3 separate regions of the Mus musculus genome follow, and all the other regions are linked to region 1. Evidence: chromatin loops called from intact Hi-C (ENCODE). Cell type or tissue: left cerebral cortex. All regions are shown on one strand.

The links. Peaks named below come from ENCODE experiments on the same cell type or tissue, not always from the same donor. Only the 100,000 strongest peaks of a DNase experiment are listed, where the experiment ranks them.
Region 2: a loop joins it to region 1, with 3 times the contacts of the local background. A loop is called at or near these places in 2 of 42 quality-filtered maps.
Region 3: a loop joins it to region 1, with 2.9 times the contacts of the local background. A loop is called at or near these places in 10 of 42 quality-filtered maps.

The regions. Positions count from the first base shown.
Region 1 is chr16:13,900,510-13,908,509 of GRCm38, forward strand. It overlaps Pdxdc1 (pyridoxal-dependent decarboxylase domain containing 1), which reads right to left and starts at 2,636. Exons shown (of 23, transcript NM_053181.3): 1 at 2,406-2,636. The coding sequence starts at 2,426. It also overlaps a transcript of Mpv17l not described here. In left cerebral cortex, a CTCF peak has its summit at 3,148; DNase peaks (open chromatin) are centred at 2,059, 2,694, 2,868 and 3,116; H3K4me3 peaks cover 2,220 bases; H3K27ac peaks cover 1,538 bases.
Region 2 is chr16:13,982,376-13,990,375 of GRCm38, forward strand. Ifitm7 (interferon induced transmembrane protein 7) reads right to left here and starts at 4,492. Exons shown (of 3, transcript NM_001270718.1): 1 at 4,255-4,492; 2 at 1,115-1,450. The coding sequence starts at 1,434. Bmerb1 (bMERB domain containing 1) reads left to right here and starts at 4,262. Exons shown (of 6, transcript NM_144518.3): 1 at 4,262-4,518. The coding sequence starts at 4,416. In left cerebral cortex, no CTCF peak of the experiment used is centred here; DNase peaks (open chromatin) are centred at 4,236, 4,641, 4,795 and 5,319; H3K4me3 peaks cover 2,200 bases; H3K27ac peaks cover 1,627 bases.
Region 3 is chr16:14,101,996-14,109,995 of GRCm38, forward strand. It overlaps Marf1 (meiosis regulator and mRNA stability 1), which reads right to left. Exons shown (of 27, transcript NM_001081154.2): 27 at 7,171-8,000. It also overlaps a transcript of Bmerb1 not described here. Among named protein-coding and RNA genes, the nearest start is that of Marf1, 53 kb to the right of the region's middle. In left cerebral cortex, no CTCF peak of the experiment used is centred here; DNase peaks (open chromatin) are centred at 3,023, 4,084, 6,969, 7,578 and 1 more place.

The DNA of each region.
Region 1 (8,000 bases):
ATATGTAAGATATCTGATATATGATTCCTGTGGGAGGTCACAACCCACAGGGTGAGAACTGCTGTACTAGAGGAAAAGATATTGAACTTTCAGAGGATGAATAGCAAATAACACTGTGGTTCTATAAAGTATGCATGGATCAGATGAAGTGGGATCACTCAGAACTACTCAAATAGCTCTCAGTTTTATATTAAAATGTAGAATCTAGCCCAAATTAGCCTAATCCTCAAAGAAACTGGACAATAGACATAATTTAGTGTTTCACTTCAAACTATTTCTCAGAACACGAAGTCATCTAAATTAATATTACAGAAATTATTCGCTATATTTAAAGTTTTCTATTACTTCATGGAATATAAAAATAAGAGCCCTAGCTTTTTTTTTTTTTTTTTTTTTTTTTTTTTTTTTTAAAAACAGGGTTTCTCTGTGTAACCCTGGCTGTCCCTCACTTTGTAGACCATATCGACCTCAAACTCAAAAATCTGCCTGCCTCTGCCTCCCCAAATGCTGGGACTAAATTGTGTACCACCACCTGGCTGAGCCCTAGCTTTTAAAACAAAACATTTATAATTTTCACACTGGCCTAAGGCAGCAACTTTCAGCCCACATATTATGAATTCCTCAAAGTTCAATGCAATTAAAGTTCCATCCTAATGCATGCTGGAGTTTCAGTACCTCCTTAGATTTTCTTTGGAGGGCTTAAAATATTTTACCATCACTTAATATACAGAAACATACCATTTACACTAGAGTTCCTACCCACTTTTAGTTTTCAGATACTCTCAAAGGAAAGATCATCTTTGTTCTTTCAGGTTTCTAATGAAATGACTTAAAGCCTTGTAAAGAAATGGGAAACAGAATATTTTCAGCATCATTTTGTATTCAGCTACTGGAGTTACACACACAATCTCAACTAGTTCTCTGAGCTTCTGAATCGCTGATCGTTTCCCGATGTGCAGAATTAGCCTGTGCAACAGAGAATACTCGAAAGTATGCTTGGGTTCTTCTTACTAGGCCCCAGCAGTACCTCCCTTGTACTCCCAGGACTCTAGTTTAAAACACCTCCAAAAGCTGCTAAATGTCCCTGGGGAACAAACCTAACCCAAAGTTGAGAATCGCCATTCCAAGTGAAGCTCATGGTACCAAAAAGTCGACACTATGCTCGTCAGAAGAATCAAGGAAAAAAAACATCTTTTTCTCTGATTGCTTTCCACCCAATTTATACTTGAAATAGCCGAGGAGCAAGATATGCCACTGTGTGCACATGAAGACATCTGGCTTAATTTCTACAATTACTGCTTTCAACAAGTCCTGTAATATCAGCAGTTTGGGAGGCAGAGGCAGGAGGATCACTTTAAGTTCGAGACCAGCCTAGTCTACAGAGAGTTACAGAAGAGCCAGGGTTACTTTCACAAAACCGGGGACTGAACAAGGAGAGATTGAAGAAGGGGGCGAGGGTTGGTGGGGAGGATGGAAGGAAGGATTGATTTCACTTGTAGGGAAAGCTAGGTTTTTACATCATACCGGATAAGCAGAATTTCGAGAAGGGACAGAGAGAAAAGACTGGGAGGACAGAACGTTAGGCACTGAAAGCACAGTCCATGAAGAAACCCAAGGACCTGTTTGTTCTCAATAGCCAGCCCTTAGATGGGAACAATTAGAGTCTATTTAACATGCCCGAGTAGGTAGCCAGATCCATCAAGCTGCTGTTGCCCCAAGGGGTGAGCAGGGCTAGACACAGGTTCCCATGGACTTGGAATTGACCTGAAGTCCTCTCATGATTCTCACTCAGAAAGAGGAACCCAAACGTAGTGAGACCAGCTGGGACCACCTCCTCTTCCCAGCCCCCAAATAAACTCACCAGTTACAGAATACCCAACCCTTTCTGGATACCAGGGGTTCTAGTCTGGGGTTTGCTTGCTACAGCATCGGAATCACGTGGGGAAACTTCTTAAACTCTACAAACTGAGTTCCCGCCCACCCGAGCTTGAGACCCGAGGCTGCAAAGCCATGTTTTCACCAAGGTCCCCAGGTGATTCCTACGCCCGCCAAAAGTTACAATTTGTCTCCTAACTTGGAAAGCACTGAACATCTGTGGCTTTTGCAGGGGCCTCCGCGACAACTAGGACTTCTTCCCGTACGCTTCTGGGGCCCACACCGATTGCTCCTGTCACCCTACAGGACCAGCGCGGGTTCAGGCCGGGTCCTACGCCGAGCCTCGGTAAAGCCAAAGCCGGCTCCGACAGCGCCGGGCCCACCTCCCCTCAGCCACCGGGCCCCGTGACGTGGCCCGGCCCGGCCCGGCCCGGCCGCCCTCCTCCAACGAGACTCCTTAGTCCTACGGGGAAACCAGTCGCCCCGGTGGCGAAGACCCGGGACCACAGCGCCGCCCGCTCCTTCCGTACCTTCTCCAGGGACGCGTCCATGGCTGAGGCGTCCGGTGCTGGGCCCGCGGTGCTGGGCACTACTTCCGCCTCCCGCGGCCCGCAGCGGTTTCCACGCTGGCAGCGCTGACGTCCTCCCCGCCCGCAGCCGGCGGGGCGGAGAGGAGGAGGAGCTGCCCCGCAGCGCGGCCCGCAGGTATCCTGCGGCTTGCTGAAGGCGGGGCTAGGCCCGTCGGGTGGGCGGGGCCTCCCGGGGCGGGGCCTTCTAGGCTTCCGTACTTGGGCGTCACGCCGGCCGGTCCTAACGCTGCTTGGTGGCAAGAACCCCGTCTATAGGGCGGTCCAACTTGAAGCCTGTGACGACCGTCGCAATGAGATATCCACCAGGTAAAATACTATCGACTCAGCTGCACGGCCCAAGCCAGGCTTTCAAGTCCTCCGCCGTCAACACCGGTCAGGAATGGAGTAGTTATTTACCTTAGCAGCCTAAGACCAGCGCTCACCCTTGCGCATGCGCGGGATGATGTATTTTGTCAGCTCTTTCCTCAGAAGTCCAGACAGAAAGGAATTCGAGGCCGCTGTTCTGGCGTCCTCCCTCATGTCACAATGATGGCTTGTCGGAGGATGGGTAATAATAATGATAATAGTAGGTCTGTTGCCTTTCCATTTTATATCAGAGCAGAAATTTGATATGGAGGTCATTATTATCCGTTTTAGGTTTAGTCCCTTGCAGCCCGGCAGTACACCTCATTATTCCCGCTTCACACCCGCTAGGTGGGGGTAGTGCGTTTTTAGTGAGTAAGAGCCCGTGGGATTTGTTTCCTACATTGCTCCACTACTGATGGGTAGGTGAAATGGGATCTTACCACCATTGTGGTCAGTGAAACTTCCTGCACAGAAGTCTGATGATGCTAAAAACCACAAAGCTATCCCTACCCTCTCTATTTCTTATGCAGCATGCTCCCCCAAACCCCCAGGTTGGGTCGGGTTGTCAGTGTAGTAATTATCTGCAGGCGGTCTCTACTTTGTATTTGGATAAATGGCCTGCTTGTGTTGTTAACATTTCCTAGCAAAGAAATCGTGTGTGCTGCTTTTGAGTGACTCTCCAGTTAACTGGAAAAAAAAAAAAAAAGTGATGAAATAGTGCCTTTTTTTTTTTTTTCCTTTCTTTTTTGGTTTTTCGAGACACGGTTTCTCTGTACAGCCCTGGCTGTCCTGGAACTCACTCTGTAGACCAGGCTGGCCTCGAACTCAGAAATCCGCCTGCCTCTGCCTCCTGAGTGTTGGGATTAAAGGAGTATGCCACCACGCCTGGCTTGAAATGGTGCCTTTCAAAGACTGAAAACTGATGTGCTCCTGCTTGAACAAAACAATGTGTTATGAAAATTTCCAAACCTGTAGAAAGGACAAAAGAATTTCGGTGAACAGTCATGTGCCCATTAGCTAGATTAGTTGCTATTTTCTTCTTTTTTTTTATCACATGTGTATTCAGATAACTATCCATCAATATTTGTGCTGGTACATTACAACTCTGAACACTTCAATATTATTAAAGACTTATTTTTTTTAGGCAGAGGTACAAGAAGTGTCTCCTCCTCCACCTCATGATTTGGAGGCTAGACTAGGAGAGATGCCGAAGTCCAAAACAACTTGGCTTGGTGACTCCAAACCAAACAGCTAAGGTGCTGATGGTAATGGTGGTTGCCACTAAGTCTGATGGACAGGGAGAACCATCTCCTGCAAGATGCTCTCCGACTGGCATATGCGTGCTTACACACTCACAATTTTTTGTAAGCAAATAGCAAAATAAAAACAAGCAAACAAAAACAGTGCACAGGCTGTAGAGATGGCTTAAGAGGTAAAGGCCTCTACCACTAAGCCCGGACTGAGTTTGATCCCTGAGACTCACAGTGGAAAGAGTAACAACTCTGGAGTTGTCCTCTGACTTTTGCATGTGGCACACATGCACACACACACAAGAGCTCACAAAATAAAAATGTAATAAAGATTTAAAAAAAGAAGCTCATAAATGTAACATTATCTCCAAGTAGTTAAAAAGTAGATTCAAGCCAAGCCTGGTGGTGCATGCCTTTAATCCCTGCACTTAGGAGGCAGAGGCAGGTAGAGCTCTGTGAGTTCTAGGCCAGCCTGGTCTACATAGAGAAACAAACCAACATCCCACCGCTACCCCCAAATAGACTCAACCTGTACAGACATATGGCTTGTATATGGTGAATGTTTACATCATTAGTATTTTTGAGTTAGGGTCTCACTATGTAGCCCTGGCTGTCCTGCTGTTCATTTGTAGACTGACCTGCCTTGAACTTGAAGCAATCCTCCTGTCTCCCAAGTGGTGTAAGCTATCACAGTGAAGTAAGAATTTCCTTGAGGGCTAGAGAGATGGCTTAGCAGTTAAAAACAGGATTCAATTTCCAACACTCACATGGCAGCTCACAGCTTTCATAATCTTTAGTCCCAGTGGAATCCAATGTACTCTTCTGGCCTCGACTGTGCATGCAGGCAAAACATCAAACACATAAAAATAATAGATAAAATGTTAAAAAGAGATTTTTCTCCAAGAGTAAACCAGAAGGAAACAAAGGAGGGGGGTATGTAGGTTTTTTTTTTCTTTAAATTCCACAACATAATTTTGCTGTGAGCTGAATTATTACAGCCATATTGTAAATAAATATTTTAATCTTTAATATTAAAATAAGCCAGTGATATACACTGATTCACTACAGCAATGCAAAAATGTGGGGTTTGCTGCCAAGCCTAATGACCTGTGTTTAATCCCCAGACCCTACAGTGTGGAAGGAGAGAACTGACTCCCTAAAGTTACCCTCTGACCTCCATACACACTCAAGAACGCGCGCGCACGCGCACACACACGTCAAATAAATACATATAACCCGATGTTCTTCTAAAAAATGATAACTATCAAAAGCTGTGAGGGATGAACAAGATGAATAAAGATATAGATGGAATTACTATTGTCCTCCGCTTTATTCTAAGAATAAGTAGGCGTTTGGGGAAAGGGCTGAGTGAAGACAGCTTTATTCCTATTATTATTTTGCCAGGGGTTTTATTTGTTTTTGAGACAGAGTCTAAGTAGCCCATGCTGGCCTCTAGCACTCTTTTTGCCTCAGCCTCTCAAGTCTTGGGATTACAAATATATGCTACCATGCTCGGCTATATAGAACTTTAAATGTAGTATTTAGATGTAAAGAAACTCATGTATGTACATATACCATGAATGTAGAAGTGAAAATGTCTAGGGTACAAAATAGACTAATAACAAGTGGGAAAGGAAGAATAAGGGTGCAGAGGGAAGTATGCTCAAAATATATCATTTTTAAATTAGTTCCCAACACCTACATGGCAGCTCACAACAGTCTGTAACTCTGTACCAAAGTATATCCATTTATGTTACTGTCTTAGTCAGGGTTTCTATTCCTGCACAAACATCATGACCAAGAAGCAAGTTGGGGAGGAAAGGGTTTATTTGGCTTACACTTCCATACTGCTGTTCATCACCAAGGAAGTCAGGACTGGAACTCAAGCAGGTCTGAAAGCAGGAGCTGATGCAGAGGCCATGGAGGGACGTTCATTACTGGCTTGCTTCCCCTGACTTACTCAGCCAGAGATCGTCCCACCCACAAGGGGCCTTTCCCCCTTGATCACTAATTGAGAAAATGCCTTACAGTTGGATTTCATGGAGGCATTTCCTCAACTGAAGCTCCTTTCTCTGTGATAACTCCAGCTGCGTCAAGTTGACACAAAACTAGCCAGTACAGTTTCCTAGTATCATGTTTTTTTTTTAAAAATAGACATCAATAAAGATAAATATGAGAAATTAGTGAGTGTAAGAGTTGTTCCTCACAATCAGGTGATTATTCCTCCAGCAGTCATTGACTGCCTGTAGTTCTCCATCAGTTCATGTGACATTGTATTACAGATGTTCCATCTGGGGCTGGGGACCCCACAGTCACTTATTCTCTGCATTTTGACCAGTTATGGCTCCCTGTAGCCTTTGCTGCAGAAAAAAAAAAGTGCTTTCGATAAGGGTAAGAGCTATGTTTGCCTGTGGGAATAACTATTTAGAGTACAGTTAGAAGCTGTATTGATTTAGGAAATTGGCAGTAGTGGGTCCTCCTCTAAGGTCTATTACTTGTTCAGCCACCAGTAGTTGTTGAGGTTTACAATACAAGGTGCGAGTTCCCTCCTGTTGAACAGGGCTTAAGTCCAGTTAGACAGCTTGGTTATCCACAAGATATAAAGATTAGCAGCGTCTTCCTAGGCTGGTCGCTCTGGTTTACCTGCTTCACATTTCTGTAGGACTCTTGATTGCATTTCTCCCTTGGCAGCTTGCATAATATCTTCTGCTACTCTGAGAGCTGGTCCTGAGGGAGGAGATGTCCAAGTCAATTCCAGCTGATTCCTTCAGCTTCTGTGTCTAAAGTGTGTGGTATCTCAGAGGCAATCGAGGGCAATGGCAAACCCTGTAGTGTTTCAGAGGTCTCTTAGATACCCGTGACCAACAACCTAAAATGTTTCCCTTCCTCTTTCTGGTACTGGGGTTTCTTTAAATAATTTATGGCTCCTGAGGGAAACGTTATCACCTCATGAGCAGTCACTCTATCCAGAAATATGTGTGTGATTATACTCACTTTTTTGGTTTTTCAAGACAGGGTTTCTCTGTGTAGCCCTGGCTGTCCTAGAACTCACTCTGTAGACCATGATTTCCTATGGCTTTTTCAAACATCTTTAGTGTTATTTTTTTTAAACCAGAGGTAAAAGACCACTACAATGAAAATTTTATATTTTTGAAGAAAGAAATTGAAAAAGATACTAGAAGATGGAAAGATCTCTTAGGCTCATGGATTGGTAGAATTAATATTGTAAAAATTACCATTTTTCCAAAAGCAATTTACAGATTCAGTGTAATATCATTCAATAAAAATGATAGAAATAGAGCAACATCATAAAGCTCATATGAAGTATAGAAGGCACTGGAACAGTGCTGGAGTTTTTTGTTTTTTGTTTTTTTGTTTTTTTTTTTGTTTCCCCATTCTTTTTTTTTTAATTAGGTATTTTCCTCATTTACATTTTCAATGATATCCCAAATGTCCCCCATACCCACCCCTGTGCTGGAGTTTTATTAAGTTATTCAAGTTATAGTACAGAGTTACCATTCTAATTTAACTTTCTGTTGCTAAAACAAAGACCATGGTCAAATGCAGTTTGAGGAGGAAAAGATTTATTTAATCTTACATTTAATAACCAACACAGGAACCTGCATGCTCTTGTTTACCATGACTTTCTCAACCTACTTTTTAAACCACCCAGGACCACCTCCCTACAGGTGGCATTGCTCATAATGGCCTAGGCCCTCAATCATTAATAATTTAAAAAAATGCTTCACAGGGCTAGAAAGATGGCTCAGCAGGTAAGAGGACTGTAGTGGTTATTCCTGGTTGTCAACTTGACAATATTTGGAATGAACTACAATCTGGAATTGGAAGGCTCACCAGTGACCCTTATCTGGAGGCTTGGAGATCCTTATCTGGATCTTGGTTTGAAGATCTTGAGCCATAGTGGCTATGGATTCCAGAA
Region 2 (8,000 bases), 82 kb after region 1:
TTTAGTGTTAACCAAGGTCAAGAACAAACAGGATCTGGGTGCACAGGCCTTACATTCTAGCTCTTGTAGAGGCTGAGTCAAGACCATCAAAAGTTCTAGATTTTTCTAAGATACACAATGAATCCAAAGCCAGCCTGGGCTACATAGTAAAATGCTAAAAGAAGAAAGAAAGGAAAGAAGGAAGGGAGGAAGAGAGGGAGACAGGAAGGAGAAAGAATAGAAAAAAATAAAAAACCACAAAAAGATATTTGTTGATGGGTCCCAAACAATTTAAACATTACTGAGCATGTGGAAAGATTCGATGTTGCACATTCCTGGTGGAAAAGTAGAATGTTTTGGCAGTTTCTCAAAAAGCTAAACAGAGAATTACCAGATGGTTTGGGAATTCTGCTTCTAGGTACATATCCCAAAGAAAATAAACAGGTACACACACACACATACACACACACACACACACACACACACACACACACTGCTATAGACAGCGCTTATACTAGAACTAGTCACAGTAGCTAAAAGGCAGGAACACTCAACTGTCCATCAATGGCAGAATGATAAATGAATTGTGACATAGCAAATAGTATTCAGTCATAAGGGAACTACAGGAGCACATGCTTCAATGTGGATGGACCTAAAAAAGAGTGGATGAAACCAAAACAGGTAGACACAGGAGCCCACGTGTGAAGGCGCCTTTCCTATGAAATACTCAGAACATGAATTCTTAGGAGAGGAGAGCAAGAGTGGTTGCTAGGAACTGGAGGAGAGCGGAAGGTGACAATACAGCTTCCTGGGTATGGAGTCTCTTTAATGGGTGGTGAAGTGTTTTAGAATTTAGAATCAAAAGTGCACCCTCTTCAAAATATCTTTTCATTGTAAAATACTGAAAGCACTCTTCCATAGTGTCTGTCCGGCTTTTTCTTTTTTTCTTTTTTTTTCCCACAGCACATGCACTTTATTGAATGAACAGATATGCAAGTGTAACATTTGCATATGTATGGGGTAAATGGTCAGGACTAAGACTAGGGTTTGGGACAGCGATAGACAATAGAACACATAGCAAGCCCGGAAGGCCCCAGAATCTGTTATCTACTGTGAGATGCTACAAGATGGCTACCTTCTAGTGGCAAAGAAAGTGATGAAGAGGATGACCATGACGACGGAGAGGATCAGGCAGCTGATGTTCAGGCACCTGGCAGTGGAGGCGAAGGCCTGGGCCCCAGTCATATCACCCACCATCTTCCTGTCCCTAGACTTCACAGAGTAGGCATAGGCTATGAAACCCAGGCAGCAGAAGTTCATGAAGAGTGTATTGAACAGAGACCAGACCACATAATCAGGCTTGGAGATCTCAGGCATGGTGATTATGGTGGTTGTCGAAGAAGTTGAGGTGTGGGGTGTCCCCATTACAACCACCTCATGCTGATCCTTAGGCATCTCTTGGTTTTTGAGGCTGGAAGAGTTGAGAATAAGGAAGGAATGAGAATGGTGGTACAAGCTGAGAAGTCCAGAGCCCTTTGCGCAGTGGCCTTTTCTCCAACAGGGTCTGTTTCATCTGTCCAGCTTTTTCAATTGTGTTTTTCTTAGTTGCCTCCTTCATACACTGTGTGTGTGTATGTGTGTGTGTGTGTGTGTGTACAGGAGGAGTTCATGCCATATAGAAATCAGAAGATAGTTTATAGGAGTTAGTTCTTTCCTTCCATCATTTCTATCATATGGATCCCAGAGAGGAAACTCAGGTCATCAGACTTGGCAGCAAGATCCTACCCACTGAGCAGTCTCGCCGGTCCTATTTATTTATTTTTGAAACAAGGTGTTGCTGTGTAGCTCAGGCTGGACTTGAAGTCACAACCTTTCTGCCTCTTCCTCCTGAGATCAGGGCTTACTGGCTTGTCTTATTTCAATTCTTTACCAAAGAACTATTTTTATTTTGTATGTATGGGCATTTTGGATGTGTGTCTGTGCACATGCACTCAGTGCTCTTGGAGGCCAAAAGAGGCATTGGGTCCCTTAGAACTGGAGTTGCAGAACATTGTGAGCTGCCATGTGGGTGCTAAGAATGGAACCCTGGTTCTCTGCAAGAGCAGCCAGTACTCAGAATAGCTGAGACTCTGGCCTCTTTGTTTCATTTCTTATGCCTCATTAGTAAATAAAATAAAATAAAATAAAATATTATTTTTATGCTTTTATGTGATTAGGTTAGAGCCTCTCAGAAGTGACCACATGGTGAAACCCCATCTCAATTCAAACTCCCAAACAAAACAGAACAAAACTTGTTGCTATAATCTAGGTTTACATTTTAAAACTTTTTGAAGCTGTTTAGGAGTTCACTGTAAACAATAACCTTTTTAAGTGGTAAAGTCATTTTCCTGGAAAACTGGACTGTTTCACATTTCCAACTCATAAAAATAGACACCAGTGTCCCAGGTGGCATCAGAAGATAACTATTAAACAGCACACCAGCATCCCCTGACCTAGAGCCTTTTTGTTCCTCTCCCTCCATACAAAATATAACTACAGTTAAGGTGCTGCAGAGATGGCTCAGCAGTTAAGAGCAGTCATGGCCTTGGCAGATGACCCAAGTTTGGTTTCCTGCAGCCATATCTGGTGGTTCACAACTGCCTGTAACTCCAGCTCCAGGGGATCCAATACTTCTGACGGCTGAGGGTGCTTACATTCACATAAACTTCCCCACATGCATCCCAGCTCATGCACATACATATTTTTTAGGCTCTTTAAATATAACTAGACAAGGAAATCAAGACAATAAGAGGCAGAATCCGAATTCATACAGTCTAGCCTGATTCAAGGGCTGATGAGGTCCCCGGCAGTTTGGAGATACGGTAAGTGATCTCTCTGTACCTCAGTTCTATCTTCTGTAAAGCAGACAGGAATGGAGTGTGAGGTTTCACAGAGACATTGGGAAATGGTCTATGTTTAGCAGTAATTCAAAAAGTAGTATTAACTTTTATCAATAGCTGCTGATAACACTTCATTCGTTCATTCATTCATTCATTCATGGTTTTGTGTAACCTAGGCTGCTATACAAACACCCTACATATCCAAGGATGAATTTGAATTTCAGATCCTCTTGCCTCTTCTTGTGTGCTAGAATCACATGCCTGGTTCATGTAGTTCTAGGGATAGGACCCAAAGGCTTTGTGCATATTATGCAAGTATTCTGCCAACTGAGCTGCATTCTCATCCCTTAACTTTATATTAAAACCAAAAAGTGTGCATGTGTAAGCCAGAAGTTGGTATAAGGTGTCTTGGGGCAAGCAAGCCCTGGGGTTCCTCCTGCCTTCACTCCTAGCATTGGGACTAGAGCTGTATCTGCTCTTTTTTTGTTTGTTTGTTTTTTGGGTTTTTTTTTGTTGTTGTTGTTTTTGGTTTTTCGAGACAGGGTTTCTCTGTATAGCCCTGGCTGTCCTGGAGCTCACTTTGTAGACCAGGCTGGCCTCGAACTCAGAAATCCGCCTGCCTCTGCCTCCTGAGTGCTGGGATTAAAGGCGCATGCCACCACGCCCGGCTGTATCTGCTCTTTTAATGCCTGCTCTGTCCTGTAGATCAGACTTGGACCCTCATGCTTAGGCTGTGAATGTTATACCAATTGAGCTCTGTTGCCAGTCCTGACACTGGTTTTTTTTTTTTTTTTTTTTTTTTATTGCTGTTATGTTTGGTCACAATTATTTTCCAGGTTTGTAAAGATCAGTGTTCTGAACAGCTTTGTTGGCCTTATATACAAAATATTTGCTTCTCTTGTTCCTTTCCATACAAATGCACAGGATTGACACAGGTGTACATACACACACACACACACACACACACACACACACACACACACACACACACACACGTAGCTGCTGTCCCCCTTTTATATTCAAAACATGCACATAACTGCAAACAACAGAATCTGAAAGCAGCGGTCCATACTTGGGCTTGTCTACAAAGAAGGATCATCACATCTACAGATACTGTTCTGGCTCACCAATCACGCTTGAAACCTACCAGCCCTCTAACAGATCCCCAGTCACCCACAATGCTAGATCCATCCACAGAAAGCCTATCTACTGGTTTCAGTGTGGGCAGGTGCCTTATTCTTGTTTCATTTGGGGGTGATTTTATTTTAGTTGTTTTTGTTTTTGTTGTTCTAGAGAGTTTATCATCTGTCCCTCTTTCTCCCTACCCAGCCCCCAAACCTCCCCCCTCCAGCTTCCATTGCGCATGTGTTATGCATCCCTCCCCCATCCTGGGTACCAGTTGGGAGCTTTCAGGTGCTGGAGATTGAAGAGATGGAGCAGCTTCCTCAGCAACGCCGGGCCCATTAAAACACTGCCGATCTGAGCTGCCTTCCTCCCCGCAGCCTTCAGCAGGGATGGAGTGAACCAGACCCCTGGACCTGCCCGCGGGGAACAGCAATGGAGTTAAAGCAATCTCTGTCTGTTCATCTGGAAGCCGAGAAGCCTCTCAGGCGTTATGGGGCGGTGGAGGAGACAGCATGGAAAGCGGAGGGACTGGGAAGTGAGTGTTCGGGCAGGGAACGGGTGGGGACAGTTGGGGACTCGCGTGCTGAACTGGGGCCCCCTAGAGCAGACCGGAACGCAGGCTGGCAGACGGGAAGCGCCCCCGCAGCTGGGCTTCCAGTGTTGCACAACAGCAGTTTGTAGGTTCTCCCTACAAACAAAAGAGGGGACCCTCCAGGGCTGGGCTGTACTGGGAGGCTCCTCTGGAAATCGCGAGGCAGCTAAGCTAGGAGTCCAGCTGTACTGGACTAAGGAGTCCGAGATCCGGCAGCCGGAGGCAGCTTTTGCGAAGGACCGTCTTTCCTGCATCCCAGGAGGAGGAACGCTAGAGTGTTAGGATGCTTGAGGGCGCAGGAGCCAAGGGCAGCTTTGAAAGCCCCACATACAGAAATGGGGGAGTGTCTGTGTGCTCTTTCAGCCTTGAGGTTCAGAGCATAGCTGAAATTCCAGCATTGTCCCACCTCCTCTTGGGTCAGAGGAGAGATGAAAGAGCAGGCAAAGGGCAAGGTTAGCGCTGTGCAACCCCCCTCCCCCACTCTGTTAGCTCTTGACTCAATGATACGATTTGGTTTGGTTCAGCTCTTGAAAGCGGTTTTGAAGCAGACCTCTGTACTTACTGGCTCTCTCTTTGGTGTTTTGGTATCAACAAACATCTGTAAATGAATCCAAGACTTTTGCTTTCAATTTGTTGGACACAATACTTGAAACTCTGCAAACAGTGGAGGCTATCTGGAAAGTCTAAGGTCATTGATGTCCCTGACTCTAGGAGCTTCCAAATGTCCTCCACTCTGCCTCCTGTTCTGGTATGGCTTGCCCAGCAGACCTGGTATAGCCTGCAGCCCTCTTGCCTTCTAAGGAACCCTAAAGCTACCTGCTCTGACTGGGTCTCTAGGCTTAGTGCTCTTCCCCAGCAGCAGCCATTGAGCTACATGTACTTAAAGCATTGTCAATCAGCTCCTTTTCTACCTCACTTGGGAGAAAGTGTGAATGTGTGAATGTGTGTGAATGTGTGTGTGTGTGTGTGTGTGTGTGTGCACACTCGCGCACATGCCTTTGTGATTGTTTTCTCCATTCTTGTAACTATGGACTCAAGCTATATTGTGTTTCTATTTCAAGTTCAAATGTCTTCGTTCCTGCTATAATGGGTGTTCTGATGCTTCCAACCTCTTTCTTTCTTACATTTTCTTTCTCCTTTTAGACCTAGGTCCTTTCTCCTGCTTCATCCTTCCTAAATCCTTTAGCTTTGGCACTTTGAGGTAACCTAGAGGTTGCAGGTCTGTGGTTTATACGCTCTAAATAATACCACCCATGGCTGCCTTGTATTGTTAGATTGCCATGTTCTGAAAGCTTCAGAAACATCTCTTATTTATCCCTGGTACAACCTTGTGTGGCACTGTAGTGCTTTTTACATATATGAGAAGGCGGGGGCTTGCTAGGTAACTCAAATGGAAATGATGGAACCAGGATTCAGACCCAGATGAGTTGGACTCCATACATTTCTCATGAAGGTTAACTGCTTCCTGGGTCTGTTTCAAAGATGGTTGGTAATTTTATAATCAGATAGTAGCCATGTTGATCCCTGAAGTCCACAGTGCTTGATAGACAGTTGGGTCCCCATAGAGTAGAAGCCACGTAGAGTCAAGGAACCCCTGGTTTGACTAGGGCTCTGGTCTTTGGCTGACAATGTGACAAGATGTGTTTCTGTTCTCTACATTTGCTCTCTGAAAATGGGGATAGTAATATTGTATACCATGTGGCTTTCTATCATGAATATCAAATAAGATGGTGTGTGCAAAGCTCAGGTAAATTCTCAGGACATGGCTGTTTCAGGAGTTCCTCTATTTAGACATTCAAACTTAGACATTCAACTGCATAAAGCAAGCCTATGAGTTAAAACTGCAATATTGGGCATAGCTCTGTGAGTTCTAGGCCAGCCAGGGCTACAAAGTCAGACCCTGTCTCAAAACAAAAACCCAAAGCAAACTAAAATATTGAGCACTTCCCTAAAGCATTCTCTCCTCTCTCTCTTCCCATCTTTCTCTGCCAGCCTCTCCCCATCCCACACATAAACAAGGTCTCATACAATCCAGACTGGCCTCAAACTCTCTATAGCCAAGGATGGCCTTGAATTTTTCTGCCTGTCCTCCCAAGCACTGAGACTCAGGTGTGTGCCAACACACCCAGTTCCTTCTCATTTTCCTGCTTTTTTGGGGGGTCCAAATTTGAGCACATATTGAAAACTGAGGTAAGAATTCACTTTAAACCACATTAAGTCCCTGAAAATTTTGTACTTCTGAGTCCTGACTGTAGAGGCCCTGATCTTTTTGCCCCAAACCACCATGATTGAGACTTGCTTCTTGTTTCAGTGCCAGATCAGTTTCTTATGTGCCTTGGCACAGATCTCCAAACCAACCCCCAGCTCTTTAAGCTATTCACATTTGAAATCCCAAAGCAGGAATCCAGGGACCCACTTTAGATACTTGACTCTGGCAAGTTTTGGCATTTTAATTCCTGTCTCTAATCAAGCATTTTGGGATTTTTGTTTATATGTAAACATCCTCTCAATTCACAAGGGATTCATAGAGCTATCCAACAGGTCTGAGCCTCTATTCATTTATTAATTAAGTCTAGAAATTAGTAATACTGGGGCTATGGCCAAATACCTGCCCAGGCAGTACTGTGACACCAGACATGCTGAAGAAGGAAAGAACCCATTAAAAAGGTTCTACTTCACTTCTGCATGTATTTAAAGATTTTTCTCAAGAGCGCAAGAGGGAAAAGATGGCAGACTTGTTTGATTTTTAGCTGAGAGTGTATTAACGGCTTCCTTTCAATTCAGCTAGAGTATTTAGAGTAGAATATTTATGTCCTCTGACTTATTTATAGATAGGGTCTTATGTAAGGCTGGCCTCCAACCTGCTATATAGCCAAAGATGGCCTTGTAATGTTTTTACATGTGTGTGTGTATACATACTATGTAACACATGTAGAGGTCAGAGGAAAATTTTTAGAAGTCAGTTCTCTCCTTCCATCAATCAAACTCAGGTCATCAGGCTTGGTACCAAGTGTTCTTGTTGGCTAAACCATCAAATTAGCTCTTGACCTTGAATTTCTGATCTTCTTGACTCTACATCTAAGTTTATGGGTATGCACCACCATCCTGGGTTTGCAATGCTGGGACTCAAACTTGGGGTTTTGTGTATGCCAGGCAAAGTGCTCTGCTAACTGAGCTATATCCATCTCTCAACTACAGCATTTATTTAACCTACTAGCATTCTTATTTGTGGCATTGTGCTACTGAACATAAGCACATGAATGCTGCACAAGCACTCTTATCACTAAGCCACATTTTAAAGTCATCTAGGCCTTGAACCTACACTATAGTCCAGGTAGGACTTGAACTTGGAACCCTCTTAGGCCTGTACCACCTGCTACTACATCAGTTCAAATTTTTAGATGAGCAGATGTGATGTACAATAG
Region 3 (8,000 bases), 200 kb after region 1:
TACTCTAGACCATGTGTGATAATAGGTTACATGGGAGTCCTAGAATAACCACAATAAAAAGGTGAGCACAAAATGGGGACTTAGCACCACAGAAATCCAGCCAAAGGGGTCTCTACAGCTTTCCTTGCCAAGGCTATGTATGTGCAGAGGCCCTCTTTGCTTCATCTAGTTCCTAGAAATCTTGGACCTTTGTTGGCTTCAGTGTGCCCATCCCTACCCCTGTCTCCAGGGATTCTCCTCTGTGTATCCCCTCTCATCATGAGACACCACTGATGGAGTTTACGGCCCCCTAGCTCAGTCTGACTTCATTAATCTTATGCAAAGCTCCTACTTCAGTTAAGACCACATTCTAAAGTCCAGGCTGCTTCACTTAGACTTTTTGCTGTGACAGAATATCTGATACAAACACCTTAAAGGAGGAAGACTTCGGGTTCAAAGTCTTCAGATTGATCTGTTCATGGTTGTTTAGCTCTATATGTTTGAGCAGGACAGTTTGGCAGTGTCCAAATGTTGGAAGAGCACCACACTTCACTGTGGGTAGCAATGCCTGTCTCATCTCACTTCCCACCACTAGTCCATTTGGGATCCCACAACTGTAAGATGGGGTTCAACCACATTCAGGGTAGGTCTTCTTGCTCTGAGAACACCTTCATAGACACACTTAGAGATATGCCTTATTGATCCCCCAGGTACCTCTTAATCCAATCAAGCTGATATGGTGAACCATCACAGGTAGACATGAAATTAGGTCAGATTTCTTATCCAACTTCTTAGACTCCTTCACACTCTAACTCAAAACACTGAGACCACACAGAGGGCTTTGTTGTCCCTTCCATATGGAAAACATAGCAAGCCAAGGGGCCGAGAACCAATTCCTCACAGATATCCTGCCTTCAGTACTTACCCCACTAAGCTCCCAGCATCCAGTACTCCCACTGAGTTCCTAGAAGACCTGTATTATAGTCCTGCTATTCCTTTACTGGTTTTGAAAATGAGTATCTAGGGCCAGTAGGATGGTTTCGTGGGTAAAACTACTTGTCACATAAGCTGATAATCTAAGTTTCATGCCCATATCCCACTGTTACTTTTATAGTGTTGTGATAAAACACTGATCAAGGAACTGATTTTTAAAAAACATTTAACTGGGGTTATGGTTCTAGTTCATGGTGATGCAGTGAGGCTTTGCAGCAGGAGCAGATGAGAGAGCACATCTTGAACCACAGAGGAAACAAAAAGCACACTAGGAATGGGAGGGGTCTTTTGGAACCTCAAAGTCCACATCCAGTGACAACTTCCTCCAGCAAAGCCACACCTCCCAATCCCTACCCCCCCCCACCCCACCCCCCAGAGACAGCCACCAAACAGGAGCCAACCAGTATTCAAAGCCACAAGACTTATGGGGGACATCTCATTCAAACTACCACACCCACCTAAAAGCCCAGATGAAATAGAAGGCCTTTGCAATCCCAGCACTCCTACAGGAGAGGAGAAGCAGGAAGAAGATACCCAACCGGAAGCTCTCTGGTCAGGGAGCCTGAAATACACAGCACAGCAGGCAAGAAAGACCCCGTCTTAAGAGAGAAAATTGCCTCTTGAAAGTTGTCCTCTGACATCCAGTGGGCAGCTTTGCACATGTGCATGCACACACACACAGTGTGTCTCATATACAAAACTATAACAGCTGACAAACATCTATTTGGGCTTTAAGCAGGACAGAACCAGATGAAAATGAGAGATGATGATCTTGGATCACCAGGGTTACACAAAGCTGGGGAATCTTGAAGATCATGGGACCCTCCACACCCAGACTTGATCCTTCTGGAAGGCATCAAGGAGGCTGGTAACAGGAATCCTACTCGTGGCACTAAGTACCATACACACATCTCCCATCAGGCAGATCCTATTACTGTCCTCACTGCACAGGTGAGGAAACGGCAGGACTCCATAGTTGAATCCTATGGCAGCTAGTGGGGGAATCACCTCTCATTGCTCATGTTCCTCCCTGACAGTCCTTTCTTCTTACTGCATTTATACACATCTCCCATTTAAACAAATACCTCTCTGCCCTCATTGCCATCTTTCTCAGCATCTTCCTAGCTTTCTTCTTTAGAGGCGGCCATAGACATGCCATGTCCATCTTCCTAATCTCCAGTTGCCTCCTGAATGCATCTGTTTTCCTTCTGGGGCTGGGACTTGTACACGTTAGTGCTCTACTACTGAGCCACTGGCAAACTTCTTGAATCCATTAATCTGTCCTTTATGCTGTCTCAAAGCTACCTCCTCTCATCAGGAATACAAGCTTGTGCCTAGGTTACATCAGGCTGGTGCCCATCAGTCGGCCTCATGGTCTCTGGTGCCTGGGAGAGACATATATATGCTTTGCCTCAGTCTCTAGGTGTGCGTCCTACCTCCCAGGAGCACCTCTCTCCAGCCCCCTTTATTTTACTTATTTAATTTTGAACTTTTCATTTTTATTTACAGGTGTGTGTGTGTGTGTGTGTGTGTGTGTGTGTGTGTGTGTGTATGTTGCATGTATACAGGTAACTATGGAGGCCAGAAGAGGGTGTCAGGGTGATATCTCCGTGGAGCTGGAGTTATAGGAGGTTTTGAGCTGGAAACTGAACTAGAGTCCTCTACAAAATGACACTTAACTGCTGAGCCACCTTTCTGGCTTCTTACATGACCTCTGGTCAGTTAAACTGAGCTCCTAGACCAGCTTGACCACAGGCTGTTTTGGACTTGTAACTGTCCTCTTCTTTCCACTTTAATGCAAGACTTATAGACTTTCTACTCTCTGCTAAACCTTCCTGATGCTTGGGGATCATCACCAGACCTGATCTTTTCTCTTTTCCACTTCTCAAACATCTTGGATAGCTAGCTACACTGCTAGACTTGTTTTTCGACCTGGATATCCCTCCTAAACTCAGATTTGGTCTGAATCAACACTGGAATACAACGTGCACATTAAAGTAACACATCCTAAAACAAGGATTGGCAAGCTGCCATCTAACGTATGCCCGCCTCTGGTTGTAAATAAAGTTTTTTTTTTAAACCTTCGATCTTATGTGTATGCGTGTTTGGCCTGCATGTATATTTGTGCATTACCTGCATGCAGTGCCTACAGAATCCAAGAGGGTATTAGATTCCCTGGGACTGGAGTTATGACGGCTGTTACTGCCATGTGAATTGATCCTAGGTCCTCTGGAAGAGCGACCAGTGTTCCTGACCACCGAAAACCTCTCTTGCCCCCATAAATAAAGTTTATTAGAAAAAAGTCAGTTGCACTCAGTCACATATCATCTTTAGGTGCTTCTGTGATAAATGGTAGAGCTGAGTATTAAAGAGCGCACGGCCCCTGAGTCCTGAAATATTTACTCTCTGAGACTTAAGATGAAAGCAATCAACTTCAAGCTGATAGGATGGCTTAGCAGGCCAAATTCTTGCTATACAAGCCTGATGACCTGAGGTGGAGCCTCTGTAGAAGGAGAGAACTGATTCCTGAAAATCCTCCTTTGATCTTCACACTCATATTGTATCATGAGAATATCCCAGCCCCAACTGTCCCCCTACACACTAATAAATCTTTGTAAAAATCAGTTGACTTGGTCTAACTTGTTACTAGGTTTCTTCTAAGTATTTCCATGTTAGGGAAGGGTATCCCCTGTTCTCAGCTGCCCAAGGTTATCTATCCTAGGACATGTCCTCTTGTCTTTGACCTATTACTCATTTCTATTCAATTGCTATGTCTCCAGCACCTACGTCATAAGTATCTGGAGAGTGTGTACCCTCTCCTAGGGTAGCCACTGTCACTGTTTTATCAACTTTCATCAACTACAACCATGTGTTAACCCTTCATTACTCCTCTCTCCACAGCAGCCTACAGATTCTTCCTAAGCTATTTTTCTGTGGAAAGAAAAATCAGTACTCTTCTATGCAGCCTACCCTCCTTCTTGTACCCTGAGCCTTACCTCCTGACACCGAGACCACAGACTTCCTTCAGTTCCTTGGCTCCTCTTAACACCCTGTCTGTTGGCATGTCTCCTAGACCATTTCCCCTGCCAAGGACATCTCAAGTTCTTCACCAGCCAGCCCTTCTTCCCACGTCTCTACCTCTAGACAGATCGTGCTGTGCCTAAAAGCACCGATGTAACCAGGTCTGCTGCTTGATACCCTCCTGGGCCTTCCCACGGGCACAATGGGAAAGTCCAGGGACCCGGGCCAGCTTTCTTACAATCCAATCCTTTTCTACACCCTTTTCCCAGTCCTAGCTTCATACTGACTTAAGGGGATAGATACAAACTAAGCAGGAGCTGCTAGAGAAGAAAGCCCGTGCAGAGTGAAGCCCAGTCAAAAGCTTCCTTTCACTGCGCTGCTGCAGGGCCGTCATCCCCAGTTGGTAGATGAGGAAACTGAGGTCCATCATCCCCAGTTGGCAGATGAGGAAACTGAGGTTCGGGATGGAGACGTGATGAACTCAAAGTCATATAACATGGAAGTGATGGAGTTGGGTTCAGGCACCAGAACTCTTCAGCTGTCCTGCACAAGGCAGCGGGTGAGCAAGATGGCTGGGTCAGAGTGCCGAGGCCAGCTAGCGTAAGAAACAAACATCAGGCATGTTTCAACTTGTGGATGTGTGAGGTAATTCCCTTGGTCAATGTGGTCCTTGGTACGTGCTGGGAAATGGATTATGTGAACCTTGTATCCTAGTGAGGGAGACAGATCAGTGCGGAACTTGGAATAACTCAATCTCCTTGCAAAATAGGGTTAGCCAAAGAAAGGGACTTCACTGTGGAGCTATATTGCTCAGATTAAAACTCCAATGATCCTCCCCTTGAGTGAACCCAGGTCTCTCTGTATTCATTTCTCCATACCTCCAGTATCCAGCCTGAAAGACACAGGCACAAGGAGACTAGGGGGAGCTTAGAGTCAAGTATGTGATACATGAACCTGCCACCAGCAAACCAGCATGCAGGAAACTAGAAACAGGAAGGCTGCTGAGCTGTACTATGGTTCTAACAGAGTGGGTGCTGCTCTCAAGAGGTAAGCAGGAGGGATGCTGTAGGGGACCACAAATAATAGCACTCTGTAAGCCAAGGCCATGCCATGTGCTTTCCCAAGATTCCTGTACCTCCCCAGGGCTGGATCCATGATGATCTCTGAGCCGTAGCATCTGCTAGCATAGGATTTGCCACATCTCTAGGTTCCCATCCTTTGTGTGATAGGACACACAATTCAGACTCCTCTTCTCCCTATACACCAGGATCCAAAGCTGCGTAGGGTCTCAGGACATAAGGCAAATTTTCCAGCATATATATGCGGGAGGAAGTGAGTTTCTACCATTGGAAGAGACTGATCCACGAATTAGATGTTCTTTCTCCAACAGTCCCACCACCCTCTGTATCCCTACTACCCCACCAATTTCCTTCCTGCTCAACTAAAACACTCTAGGTCAGCGGTTCTCAACCTTCCTAATGCTACAAACCCTTCAATACAGTTACTCACGTTATGGTGACCCCCAACCACAAAATTATTTTGTTGCTACTTCATAACTGTCTACTTGGCTGGCTTATACTTTCAGAAGTTCAGTCCATTATCACAGCAGTAAGTATGGAGCAGGCAGGCAGACATGGTGTTGGGGGAGTCAAGAGTTCTATATCTACACTGAAAGGAAGCCAAGAGCAGACTATGTATCCTGTGGCTAGGAGGAGGTCTACACTCATAGTGACACACTTCCTCCACACCTAATAGTTCCACTCCCTGGGCCAAGCATATTTAAACACAACTGTAATTGTGTTCATTATGAATTGCCAGATATGTAAGATATTTGATATATAACCCCTAAAGGGGTTGCAACTCACAGGTTAATTGATAACCGCTGCTCTAGGTCCCTTCACACTTCAACAAAACTCAAATCTCCCTCTCATATTGAGAACTTCCAAGGGCAGTCAGTCAGCTTCAGACCCCACCTGCTTCCACACAGAAGGCTCTTTAGGGAAGGGTGCAGCCTTTTCCCCGCCTTCCTCCTTATGGACCATATGTCTATGTAATGTTTGGGGTATCATGAACAATTGTTTTCTGTAGTCCTGCTGTGGAATTAAAAGGTGTAGAGGCTGTGGGAATGTGGAAGGAGACCTCACACTCTATAGAGTTCAGATTTTCTCAGAAAGAAATCACAGGAATGAGAAGCTGGGAAGGAGTCACATACACACATACACACGCACACATGCAGGCCAGAGATCAACATTGGGTGTCTTACTACTCTCCACCTTAGTTCTGGGGCCAGGGTCCTTACCTATAGCTAGGCTGACTGGCCGACCTGCTAACTCTGACGATGTGCTTGTTGCCCCCAGCACCAGGATTACAGGCCTGGCTACCCTGCTTAGCACTTTAGGTGTGTGCTGGAAATCCACTGGGATCTCATGGTTGTGCAGTCAGCACCTGACCCACTGAGCCATCTTTCCAAGCTCTTCAACATTTTGTGCAAAACTCTGCTATGGTAAAAGGAGTTTTGAAGGCACTGTCCAATGGTCATTGGAAGTGCATAACACTGATTTTCCCACATCTTACACCAAGAAGCAACTTGTCTTGTTCTTCCCAAGGGGTAGAGATTGGGGTGGAGTGGGGACTCCATAGCTCAAGCTATATAGGCAGTCCTTCCTTCCCAGACTTGCTAATGGGAAAGCAAGCTTATCAAGGAGCAGAAACCAGACACATATACAGTGCATGTGTTTCATAGGGAGACCTAGGATTCAACCCAGCTCTAACTGGCAGCTTCTCTTCCACTTGAGGAACAGGTTGCAGGGCTGGAAAAATCCAAGTTGTATTCATATGGCACCAACAGTGCAGTCTCCTGTTTCAGCCCTCAGCATCCCTTAAATGCTTTAAATGAAGTAAGCTTACCTCACTCACTGGCCTACAATTTTCTATGTTGCTGACAAGACTTTCCAGTCCTCTTGCCTCCACCTCCAGAGTGCTGAAATGACAGATGATTTATATGGTGCCAGGAACTGAACCCAGGGCTTTGTGAGTGCCATGCAAGCACTCTTCCAACTGAGCTACCCACAACTCCAGCTTAAATGCATAATATTTCTGGAGAGATGAAAAGCCAAGGTCACCCAAAATGAGCTGACTAGACTGGTTTATAATCCCACCCACAAACAAAAGCACTCATTACAGATGATTGCTCATAAAGTTTATTGACAACTGTTTGGTCCCAACACACAAACAGCACTTGAACCTCCCCGCCCCCTCCACCCCCCAAAAATGTTCAAACAAAGTAGACAGTTAAGAAAAACTTGTCCCCCAAGCCTCATCAAAAGCAAACAGTATAAGATGGGAAGATGGAAAGGGGATTCTGGTGATAACTTTTGTCTTTTCAACAGATAAATTTAATCTGGTACATCCTTCCACGCAGAAAAAGTGTCTCATCATCTCCACGTGCATACATCATAGCATCATTATCTAAGCCTCTGGATGATGAAATAGTGATTGGACTGGCCACTGTGGGCACACCACACTCAGCGTGCTTCCAATCAAGTCTTCACATCTTTAAATAGTAAGGGTTAGTCACACACACTCCAAACATATGGGCAACTCCAGCAAATGGCAAACACATACCCGTTCACTGTACACAACTATTCTTTGCTGCCCATAGAACCTGACCTTTGAGATGACTCCAAGTAACTTTAGTGGCATCTAGTGTTTTCAAATCCATAATCCCTCTATGCTTGCAAACCTGAAGTCTGAGCAGGCAGGCTTAGCCATAGGATATCTGCAAATAAGGCAACTCACACTCTCAACACCAACTCTATTATACGGCTTAAAAGCCTTAAAGAAATTGCACATGTGCCATTTTGCTTCCTATGCACTAAAATCGCAGAGGAAGTGCCATGAGGCCTTAAAGAGGAAGTGCTATCAGGCCTCAGAAAGAAGTGCTTCCAGGCCTGCACAGAAAGTACCTTCAGGCTTGCACAGAAAGAGTGGCAAGCCTGCACAACATT